Linked DNA regions of Homo sapiens: region 1 is linked to region 2. Evidence: chromatin loops called from intact Hi-C (ENCODE). Cell type or tissue: heart left ventricle. All regions are shown on one strand. Each heading gives the region's core, and the rest is flanking DNA. Links, peaks and the distances in the headings are about the cores only.

What was found. Hi-C counts contacts between places; a loop is a spot of excess contacts. Peaks named below come from ENCODE experiments on the same cell type or tissue, not always from the same donor. Only the 100,000 strongest peaks of a DNase experiment are listed, where the experiment ranks them.
Region 1: a loop joins it to region 2, with 5 times the contacts of the local background. A loop is called at or near these places in 65 of 110 quality-filtered maps.

What each region holds. Positions count from the first base shown.
Region 1 is chr1:93,825,109-93,830,565 of GRCh38, reverse strand. It overlaps a transcript of BCAR3 not described here. Among named protein-coding and RNA genes, the nearest start is that of MIR760, 19 kb to the left of the region's middle. In heart left ventricle, for the core only: no CTCF peak of the experiment used is centred there; no DNase peak of the experiment used is centred there.
Region 2 is chr1:93,420,150-93,425,606 of GRCh38, reverse strand. No RefSeq gene overlaps it. Among named protein-coding and RNA genes, the nearest start is that of FNBP1L, 25 kb to the left of the region's middle. In heart left ventricle, for the core only: no CTCF peak of the experiment used is centred there; no DNase peak of the experiment used is centred there.

The DNA.
Region 1 (5,457 bases), core at 143-5,142, 410 kb before region 2:
CTTGGAGGCAGGGGCGGGGATCAGAAGATGCTCAGTGGGGGAGCTTCTGAGCCAGGAGCAGGAATTTCACAAGGTTAATCGCTCAGTTAAGGTGGGGCGGGAACAAATCACAATGGTGGAATGTCATCAGTTAAGGCAGGAACCGGCCATTTTCACTTCTTTTGTGATTCTTCAGTTACTTCAGGCCATCTGGATGTATACATGCAGGCTTGGGCTCAGAGTCCTGACAGACGTGTGCCACCACGCCCAGCTAATTTTTGTATTTTTAGTAGAGACAGGGTTTCACCATGTTGGCCAGGTTGGTCTCGAACTCCTGACCTTGTGATCCACCCACCTCGGCCTCTCCAAATTCTGGGTTTACAGGCATGAGCCACCACACCCGGCCAAACTGGGTAATTTATAAAAAAAAGAGGTTTAATTGGCTCATGATTCCACAGGCTGTGCAAGAAGCATGATGCTAGCATCTGCTTGGCTTCTGGGGAGGCCTCAGGAAACTTACAAATATGGTGGAAGGCAAAGAGGGAGCAAGCACTTCACATGGCCAGAGTAGGAGGAAGAGAGAGTGAGTGGGGAGGAGCTATACATTTTTAAACAACCAGATCTTGTGAGAACTCTATCATTATACAGTACCAAGGAGGGATGGTGATAAACCATTCATGAGAATTCCACCCCCATGATCCAGTCACATCCCACCAGGCCCCACTTCCAATGCTGGGGATTACAGTTGAACATGAGATTTGGGTGGGGACACAGATCAAAACCATTTCAGTAACAAAGTCTGGAAGTAAGCCATTGTAGGGGTAGAAATGTGTGGTACCTTTTCTCAACCATCATAAGGCTCACAGCCAACACTTTTATAACAAAAGACAAATTAACAAGGGAAAAGCATGGCAAATTTATTTAATCAAAGTTTTAGGCCAGGCGTGGTGGCTCGTGCCTGTAATCCCAGCACTTTGGGAGGCCAAGGTAATACAGGAGTTATTAAGAAATAATTTTTAGGCAGCTAGAAAGGGTGGGAGTTCTCGGTGGAATTTTCCTTTAATAAAAAGCAGCCCCAAAACCATTTCTTCTCTAACAGAAAGCAGACTGAGAAGGCATAGATAAGGAAACTAGGAGTTTTTATATGTAAATGCAGACAGCTGGAAGCCAGGTACATTCAGTATGGCATCTCCCACCCTCTTTTCCTTGTCACCAGGTCTCTCACCCTCTTTTCCTTGTCACCAGGTTTATGGGTGTCACAGCAGCCTCCAGGTAAAATCACGTGTACAAGTATAGCCACCACCAGGTGGAGGCCATATTTGCATAATAAAAGACTAGGGTAGGAGAGCCAGTCTTTTCCTGGGCTATGTGAATGGCACACCTGGTCAACCCAATCCCCTGAGCCCTAAGTAAATCAGTCACCGCCTCCTCAAGCCTGTACAAAACCAATTGCGTTCCACTGCAGACCGGAGACCCTCTTTTGGGTGACCTGCTTTCTCAGCATGAGGAAGCTTTTTCTCTCTCTTTTCTTCTATTAAACTTTCCACTCCTGAACCCACTCCTCGTGTGTGTCCATGTCCTGAGTTCTTTCTCAAGTGAGACCAAAAGCCAGGGTATATACCCCAGACAACAGAGCTGTTTCACAGGTGGATGGATCACTTGAGCCCAGGAGTTCAAGACCAGCCTGGCAACATGGTGAAACCCCATCTCTACTAAAAATACAAAAATTAGCCGGGTGTGGTAGCATGCGCCTGTAGTCCTAGCTACTTGGGAGGCTGAGACACGGATTGCTTGAACCCAGGAGGCAGTGGTTGCAGTGAGCTGAGATCGTGCCACTGCACTCCGGCCTGGGTGACAGAGCAAGATCCTGTCTCAAAAAAAAAAGTTTTACATGATGCAGGAGACTTCAAAAATGAATACACAAAGACCCAGGGAAAACTGTCCACTTTTATGCATAGATTTGATGAAGATGAACAGCTGTGTAGAAATGTGATTGCACAAAAAGGAGGGGCAGGAACCCAGCAAGGCCTGTCTGTTCAGATTCTTCTTGGTCTTACTGTGTAGCATTCCTTCCTCCCAGGCAGAGGGGAGAACCCCTCTGGAGCAAGGATAACCTGCAGTCAGACAAGGTAGGTCAGGGAATTTATTTATGGCTAGCTTCTGCACAGAAAGGCAGGGGAAGGTCAGAGTAATATTTCTAGGTTTTATAGCTTAATTTGGAAGAGAGGGATTCTAGTTTCTATGACTTGCCTTGGGGAAGAGGAATTATGATATTTTCTAAAGAGACAAGGTCTTGCTCTGTCGCCCAGGCTGGAGGGCAGTGGTTGCAATCACAGCCCACTGCAACCTTGAACTCCTGGGCTCAAGTGAGTGATCCTCCTGCCTCAGCCTCGCAAGTCATTGGTACTACAGGCACATGCTGTCATGCCCAGCTAATTTTTTTTTATTGTTTGTAGAGACAGGGTCTTGCTCTGTAGCCCAGGCTGGTATGCAGTGGTGCAATCATAGCTCACTGCAGCCTTGATCTCCTGAGCTCAAACAATCCTCCTGCTCTCTGCCTCCCAAAGCACTGGGATTACAGGCATGAGTCACTATCCCCTGCAGGAATTGTGATTTCTATGACTGGGAAGAATGAGGGGCAAGAGACATGAGGGTGGGAGAAGGTCAGAGAGAACTTGCTACTGGGGCTGCTTCTGAGGCCTTCCAATCTCTTTTAGTTTGAGGTACTCAGCATGCCAATGTCTTATTTTGGGGTATTGTTTTCTGAGCCCCAACACTGTCCATCACTTCTCTCTCTCTCCCCTACATACTTTCTCCTTCCCTCCCTTCTCCTTTCTCTCCTCCTTTCCCTCCTCCCTTCTCTTCCTCTCTCTTTCCCTCCCTCCCTCTTTCCTTTTAGATGCGTTTACAAGAAGGCTGGATATAGAATCAGGAGACCTAGAAACCTGGCCTGGTCTTATCCTTAACTTAGGGTAAGTAACTCAGCCTCTCTGGACTCAGTGTCCTCACTTGTAAAATTAGGGGCTGAATAAGAGAGGATGCCTAGGGTCCTGCCCAGCTCCAAAATGCTTTGGTCCTCCAAGATCCATAAGACTGCAGGAAGTAGCTGAGACAGCCCTCTCGGAGGGAGCTGGGTCACAGTCTGCTAGACTCCCCTGCTATGTAAAGTCCCATTCTGGCAGATGTCACTTAGATTTCCCCCACTGGCTCCAGATAGGCCTGCTTTGGATAAATGACACTCCTGTTTTGCTAAATCTGACCAACTCAAATCATGCCATATGTGCCTCATTACAAACTTGTCCCTGTGCCAGCCAGATGGATGCAGTACTTTTTGGTCTCCCAGCTAAAGGTTGAAATGGCCTTCATGATGGCACAGCTGGCCTGTAGAGGTGCTTTTGTTTCACTTGTTAGACACCATGTTCTGTTTCAATTCTGTTTCTCTAGTTAAAGTGTTTTCATTTCTTTATTTGTTCAATAAACACCTCTCAAGTACCTGTATGGCCCTGGCACTCTGAGGGGCTCCATAATACCAAAACAAATAGGTCACAGTCCCTTCCTTTCTGGAGCTGGCACTGCCCATGGCCTTCCTGGTATTCCACAATCTCTTCCTACTTAACTCTCCAGCTTTATTTCCCTCCACTGATGACTCCTCCCTGTCATATTGTCCCTTTCCCTGGGGAGGTTTTGCACATGCACATGCTTAGCCTGAACAGGAACCCCTGCCCTCCCAGGTACACATAGGCATTTATACACACACACGTGCATGCACACATGCACGCACACACACACACACCCCTACCTCTCTCCCCAGCCATGGGATTCTCCATTCTTCAAGTTTCGACTTCAGTGTACTTTCCTTAGGAGATCTCCCCTGACTGTTCTGCCCCCAATTCCTGTTATATATTCCTTTAGCACCCTGACTTTCCTTCTCAAAACATTCTCCATCTGGTAACTGCTTTTTAAGTCTTCTCCCTCACTGGAATGTAAACTACCTGGCAGCATGAGGATCACTTCCTGCACACGGTAGGCCCTCAGTAAATGAAGTATGAATGAATACGTGGATGAATGAAGCTGTGAAAGGGAGAGACAAATAGACAGAGATGGATATATCCCATCAAGATCACAGAAGGAATGGGAGCGAAGACTGGTAGACAGACCCATAGAAAGGGACCCCAGCTGCTGTGATGGGGAAGGGATGGGTGGCAAGGTCTCAGAAGAAATTTGTACCTGATCCTGAAGAAGGAATGAGTAAAGTGAAGAGGAGAGGAAAGTGCAGCTCAGGCAGAAGAGACAGCATGAATAAAGACAGGAGGTGGTGGGCCTGGTGTTTTCAGGGTCTGGAGAGTTGTTCATGAGGCAGGTGTGGAACATCAGAGGCTGGCAGGAGAAGCTGTGAGCTCCCAGACAGTGCCCTCCTCCTTGAATAAGAACTTGCAGAATCCCCGACTCTGGAGTCCTTACCATGGCAGGGCACTCTAAAGAACAGAATTCTTCCTTCCCTCTCCCCTCTTTCCCTTGCTTCCTGTCTTCCCTTCTCTCATTCTTCATCAAATTCAACTCACATTTACTGAACTCCTTCTGTGCATCAAGAGTTAGAGAATTTTCTTCTCACTCTCTGCTTTGAAAGATGAATCTAGCTCCAAACCAGAAATGGTTCCACTAGGCTGGAACTGTGGTCAGGGAAGCAGATGAGAGCTGGCATGTGGGCAAATTAGGGCAGAAACAGACTCTTGGTGGATTCCAAAGTAGGCACAGATTTAGAGGGACCAGGTTAGTGAAGTTACCCAGAACAGAGATGGGTCAAAGACAGAGGAGAGAAAGCCTCTTTGCTGCTGCGGGCCCTTTAAATGATACCCTCTCCTCTGCTCGCATGGCCTGGGGGCTGGTCGGCAAGTGCCCCACCAGTGGGTGCTGACTCCAGAGGTTTGGCCCTGGGGAAGGAGGGTGGAAGGCCGAGCTCAAAGTAGAGAAAAGGGGCATCTGGAATCTCCATGGCAAGGGGCAGGCAGAGAGTGCAGAAAGGCAGGGAGCATGACCTGTTTCCTTTCCACAAAAGAAATGGTACTATCTCCTGCTGGGGTGACCTCTGCTTTCCTCTCTGAAGAGACCTTAACTTTTAACTGTTCAGGTTGCTTTTCTTGATCAGGGAGGAGCTCAAGCCTGCAAAACCTCCCTGTAGGTAAGAGGGAGAATATGCCAAGGGAGGCTGCTGCTATACAGCTCCTAAAAGGAAAGTAGGGTGGGTAGGATGGGATCTCAAGGCCAGGCTGCCCATGGTGAGTGCACTTCAGGTGGATAGCTGTGCTGGGGGAAGCTGCCGGCCAAGTGGACACTCAGAGCTGGCAGCCCTGGAAATGAGATTGGAGCCCTGAGGCTGAGTGGGGGACATAGGCGTTAGCACTCCAGTATTGTATCATGTATTACTGTCAGGTTTTGTGCGTACTGCCTCCTGAACTTGACCTTGGATGTGGAGGTAAT
Region 2 (5,457 bases), core at 348-5,347:
AGTGCATTAGAGTTCTAATTTCTCCATATCTTCACTAACACTTGTTCTTATTTTTGTTTTGGATTATAGCCATCCTAGTGGGTGTGAAGCAATACCTCATTGTAGTTTTAACTTGCATTTCCTTGATGTGTAGTATAAATCTTTAATTTATCATAATCTGCCTTCAAGAATTATGATACTTCATGTATGGTATAATAACCTTACAACAATATACATCTGTTTTCCCTCCCCTGCCTTTGTGCTATTTTCATGCATTTTACTCCTTCAGATGTTATAAGCATCACAATGCATTGTTATTAAGTTTTTTTGATATGGGGTCTCTCTCTGTTGCCAGGCCGGAGTGCAGTGGTGCAATCACAGCTCACTTGTAGCCTCAACCTCCTGAGGGGCTCAAGCAATCCTCCCACATCAGCCTCCCAGGTAGCTGGGACCTCAAGAACTTACCACCACACTCAGCTAATTTTTAAATTATTTTGTAAAGTTGGGGTCTTGTTATGGTGCCCAGGCTAGTCATGAACTTCTGAGCTCTAGTGATCTTCCCACGTTAGCCTCCCAAAGTGCTGGGATTATAAGTGTGAGCCACCATGACTGGCTCATTGTTATTAATCTTGCCTTAAATACCTAGTTATCTTTTTAAAGAATTTTATTGAGATATAATTAACAATACCAGGCATGGTGGCGCATGCCTGTAGTCCCAGCACTTTGGGAGCCCAAGGTGGGTGGATTGCTTGAGCTCAGGAGATCAAGACCAGCCTGGGCAACATGGCGAAAGCCCATCTCTACAGAAAATACAAAAAATTAGCTAGGCATGGTGATGCATGCCTGTAGTCCCAGCTACTTAGGAGACTGAGGTGGGAGAATCACCTGAGCCAAGGAAGTTGAGGCTGCAAGGCTTCAATGAGCCATTATCACACTACCGCACTCCAGCCTGAGTGATAAGGTGAGACCTTATCTCAAAAAAAAAAAAAGAGAGAGAGAGATAATTAACAAGCTATACAATTCACTCACCTAAGGTGCACAATTCAACAGTTTTTAGCATATTCACAGACTTGTGCAACCATCATTTTAGAGAATTTCATCATCCCAAAAAGAAACCCCTAACCCATTAGCAGTCACTCTCCATTTTCCCCCAATCCTCCAACCCCTAGGCAATCACTAATCTGTGTCTATAGATTTGCCTATTCTGGCCATTTAAGGTAAATGAATCCCTATCATATGTGGTCTTTTGTGACTGGCCAGCCAATTTTTTTTTTTCTTAAGAGATAAAGGTCTCGCTTTGGCGCTCAGGCTGGTCTTGAACACCTGAACTCAAATGATCCTCCTGCTTCAGCCTCTGAAGTAGCTGGTACTACTAGAACATGTCACCACACATGGCTTCAATTATCTTTTAAAGAAATTTTTTAAATTAGCAAGAAGAGTATTTTATCTTTGCCCACATTTTCACCATTTCCAGTGCTCTCTTCATTCCTTTGTGTAGTTCCAGGTTTTCATGTGGTATCACTTCCCTTCTGCTTGGCAGATTTCTTTCTTTTCTTTAATTTTCTTTTCTTTTCTTTTTCTTTTCTTTTTTTTTTTTTTTTTTTGACGGGGTCTCGCTCTGTTACCCAGGCTGTAGTGCAGTGGTGCGGTCTTGGCTCACTGCAAGCTCCGCCTCCCGGGTTCACGCCATTCTCCTGCCTCAGCCTCCTGAGTAGCTGGGACTACAGGTGCCCGCCACCACGCCTGGCTAATTTGTTTGTATTTTTAGTAGAGACGGGGTTTCACCAGGATGGTCTTGATCTCCTGACCTCGTGATCCACCTGCCTCGGCCTCCCAAAGTGCTGGGATTACAGGCGTGAGCCACCGCGCCCAGCCTCTTCTTTCATTTTTTTTTAAGACAGAGTCTCACGCTGTAACCCATGCTGGAGTGCAATGGCACAATCTTGGCTCACTGCGGCCTCTGCGTCCTGGGTTCAAGTAATTCTCGTGCTTAAGCCTCTTGAGTAGCTGGAATTACAGGTACCTGCCAATACACCCAGCTAATTTTTTGTATTTTTTAGTAGAGATTGGGTTTCACCATGTTGGCCAAGCTGGTCTTGAACACCTGGCCTCAAGTGATCCACCCACCTCGGCCTCCCAAAGTGCTGGGATTACAGGTGTGAGCGATGGCACCCAACCCTTTTAGCATTGTAGTGCAATTCTGCTGGCATTAAATTTTCTCTCTCTCTCTCTCTCTCTCCATATATATATATAATTTATAAACAACAGAAATTTATTCTCACAGTCCTGGAGGCTGAGAAGTTCAACAACAAGGAGCTGGCAGGTTTGGTGTCTGATGAGAGCCCAGATCTCTGCTTCCAAAATAGTGTCTTGAATGTTGCATCCTTACATGGCGAAAAGGATGGAGAGCAAAGTAAAAGGGGGAGTTTTTATATATTCAATAAAGCCTTTATTTTGCCTTTTTTTGAAAGATATTTTTACCCAGTATAGAACGTTAGTTTGATTTTTTTCAGTGTTTTGCCAACAATGTTCCACCATCTTTTGGTTTGCATTATTTTCAACAAGAAATATGCTGGATTTTTAAATCTTTGTTCTTCTCAATTTTTTTTGTTGTCCTAGCCCTCCTTTTCAGGGATTTCAGTTATACACACATTAGGCCACTTGAATTTGTCCCAAAGTTCAACTTTTTTTCTTTCTGTGTGTCATTTTGGGTAATTCCTATTGCTACATATTATATTTTCTTCCACTGTCTAATCTACTATTAATCCCACCCAGTGTACTTTAAAAAATCTCGGCCAGGTGCAGTGGCTCAGGCCTGTAATCCCCGCACTTTGGGAGGCTGAGGCGGGAGGGTCACGAGGTCAGGAGATCAAGACCATCCTGGGAAACACGGTGAAACACCGTCTCTACTAAAAATACAAAAAAAAATTAGCCGGGCGTGGTGTTGGGCGCCTGTAGTCCCAGCTACTAGGGAGGCTGACACAGGAGAATGGCATGAATCCGGGAGGCAGAGCTTACAGTGAGCTGAGATCGCACCACTGCACTCCAGACTGGGCGACAGGGCGAGACTCTGTCTCGAAAAAAAAAAAAATCTCAGAGCCTGTATTTCTCATCTATATTAGTTTGATTTAAATTTCTCTATATCTTCTATGTTTTTCTTTAACATGCTTATGCTTTCCTCTGCCTTCTTGAACACATAAGTTATATAACAGTTATAGTTATAATAATTTATACTGTCTACTAATTTGATGATAGAAACATTGATAATAACAGATGATAATCTATGCCATTCTAGTGTCTATTTCTTTCAAGTAATTTTTCTCCTGTTATAAGTCATATTTTTCTGTTTCCTTGTATCCCTAATAATTTTTCACTGGATGCTTGACATTGGAGTTTTATGCCATTTGATGCTACATAATTTATATTCCTTTTGATATTCTTGAGCTTTGTTCAGTTAAGTTACTTGAAAATAGTTTGTTCCTTCTGAGGCTTTCCCTCAAGCTTTGTTCGTGGGACAAGAGTAGCTTTTAGTTTACAGCTCATTTTGCCTCATTACTGAAGCAATACCCTGTGTGTATTCCACCTCATGTCCCATGTATTACCAATTTTTTTTCACTCTGGCGGGTGGACTCCTGTGTGATCTCCAGGGATTGTTCCAGGGATTGTTCTTCCTGCTCATCTCTGGTGATTCTCTCAGCAGCCCTAAATAATTTCTTTCTACATACACTTTGGTGAGTTTGGGAGGCAGGCGGATCACGAGGTCAGGAGATAGAGACCATCCTGGCTAACACAGTGAAACTCCGTCTCTACAAAAATACAAAAAAATTAGCTGGGCATGGTGGCGGGTGCCTATAGTCCCAGCTACTCAGGAGGCTGAGGCACGAGAATAGCGTGAACCCGGGAGGCGGAGCCCGCAATGAGCCAAATCACGCCACTGCACTCTGGCCTGGGTGACAGAGCAAGACTCCGTCTCAAAAAAAAAAAAACCAAGAAAAAAAAAAGACTCAAGAAGGGCTGGGCACGGTGGCTTATGCTTGTGATCTCAGCATTTTGGGAGACCGAGGTGGGAGGATTGCTTGAGACCAGGAGTCCCAGACCAGCCTGGGCAATATAGGGAGAACCCCGTCTCTACCAAAAAAAAAAAAAAAAAAGAAAAGACTCAAGGACAACTTGGCAAATATCCGAAGCTCTCTTTCTCTATTTAGTTCTCTCTTTTCCATGAAGCTCTCTCCTCACCAGTACTCTGCCAAGTGAAATCTAGCTACCTTGCCCTGTGTGAATTCTCAACTCTGTTTCCTCTATTCAAGGAGACCATCAAGATCTGTTTCCTCTATTCAAGGAGACCATCAAGATCTGTTTGAGTCCTCCCTTCCTGTGGTATGGCCTGGAAACTCTCCTCTGTCAGTAACTGAAGCTACTGAGCTAAATGAGGCTCACCTCATTTGTTCCCCTTCATCCCGCCTGTTGTCCAATGTCTGAAATCCTTATGTGGTAGATAGAATAATGACATCCTCCCAACCACAAAATGTTTATGTCCCAATTCGCAGAACCTGTGAATATATTAAGTGGCAAAAGGGACTTTGCCTGTGTAATCAAATTAAGGATCTTGAGATTGGGAGGTTATCCTGGATTATTCAAGTAGGCTTACTGTATTGATAAGGGGTCCTTATAGGCGAAAAGGGGAAGCAGGGGAATTAGAGTGAGAGAAGGAGATGTGATGACGGAGCACAGGTCAGAATGATGTGTTGCTGGCTTTGAAGATTGATGAAAGCCAAAAAATAATGAATACATAAGCCAATTTCCCAGCCTCTAGAATGTAGAAAAAACAAGGAAACAAATTCTCCCCTAGGTCTTCCAGGAGGAATGCAGCCCTGCTGACACCTTGATCTTAGCCCAGTGAGATCCATTTTGGACTCTTCAGAACTGTAATATAATACATTTGTGTTTTATGTAATATATTTTTATATAATATATATATTTTATATTATATAATTATATATAATATAAAACGTATTAAAAATATATTAAAACATATATTAAAAATATGTTTTTAAAATATATTTTTAAAACATATATATTTAAAAATATAATAAAAACATATTTAAAAACATATAATAAAACATATATTATATATATGTTGCTGTTGTTATACCGCAAACTTGTTTTAAGGCACTAAGTTTGTGGTAAATTGTTACAACTGCAATAGAAAAATAATATACCTCCTTTCTATATATTTTATTCAGTTTTTGATTTGTTTAAAATGTGAGTGTGCTCCATTGCTCATCAAGGCAACTCAAAAACACAGACTCTGCAGTTTCTTTTTCTTTTCTTTTTTTTTTTTTTTTTTTTTGAGATGGAGTCTCACTCTGTTGCCCAGGCTGGAGTGCAATGGCACAATCTCAGCTTACTGCAACCTCCACCTCCCAGGTTCACCTCCACCTCCCAGGTTCACCTCCACCTCCCTGCCTCAGCCTCCTG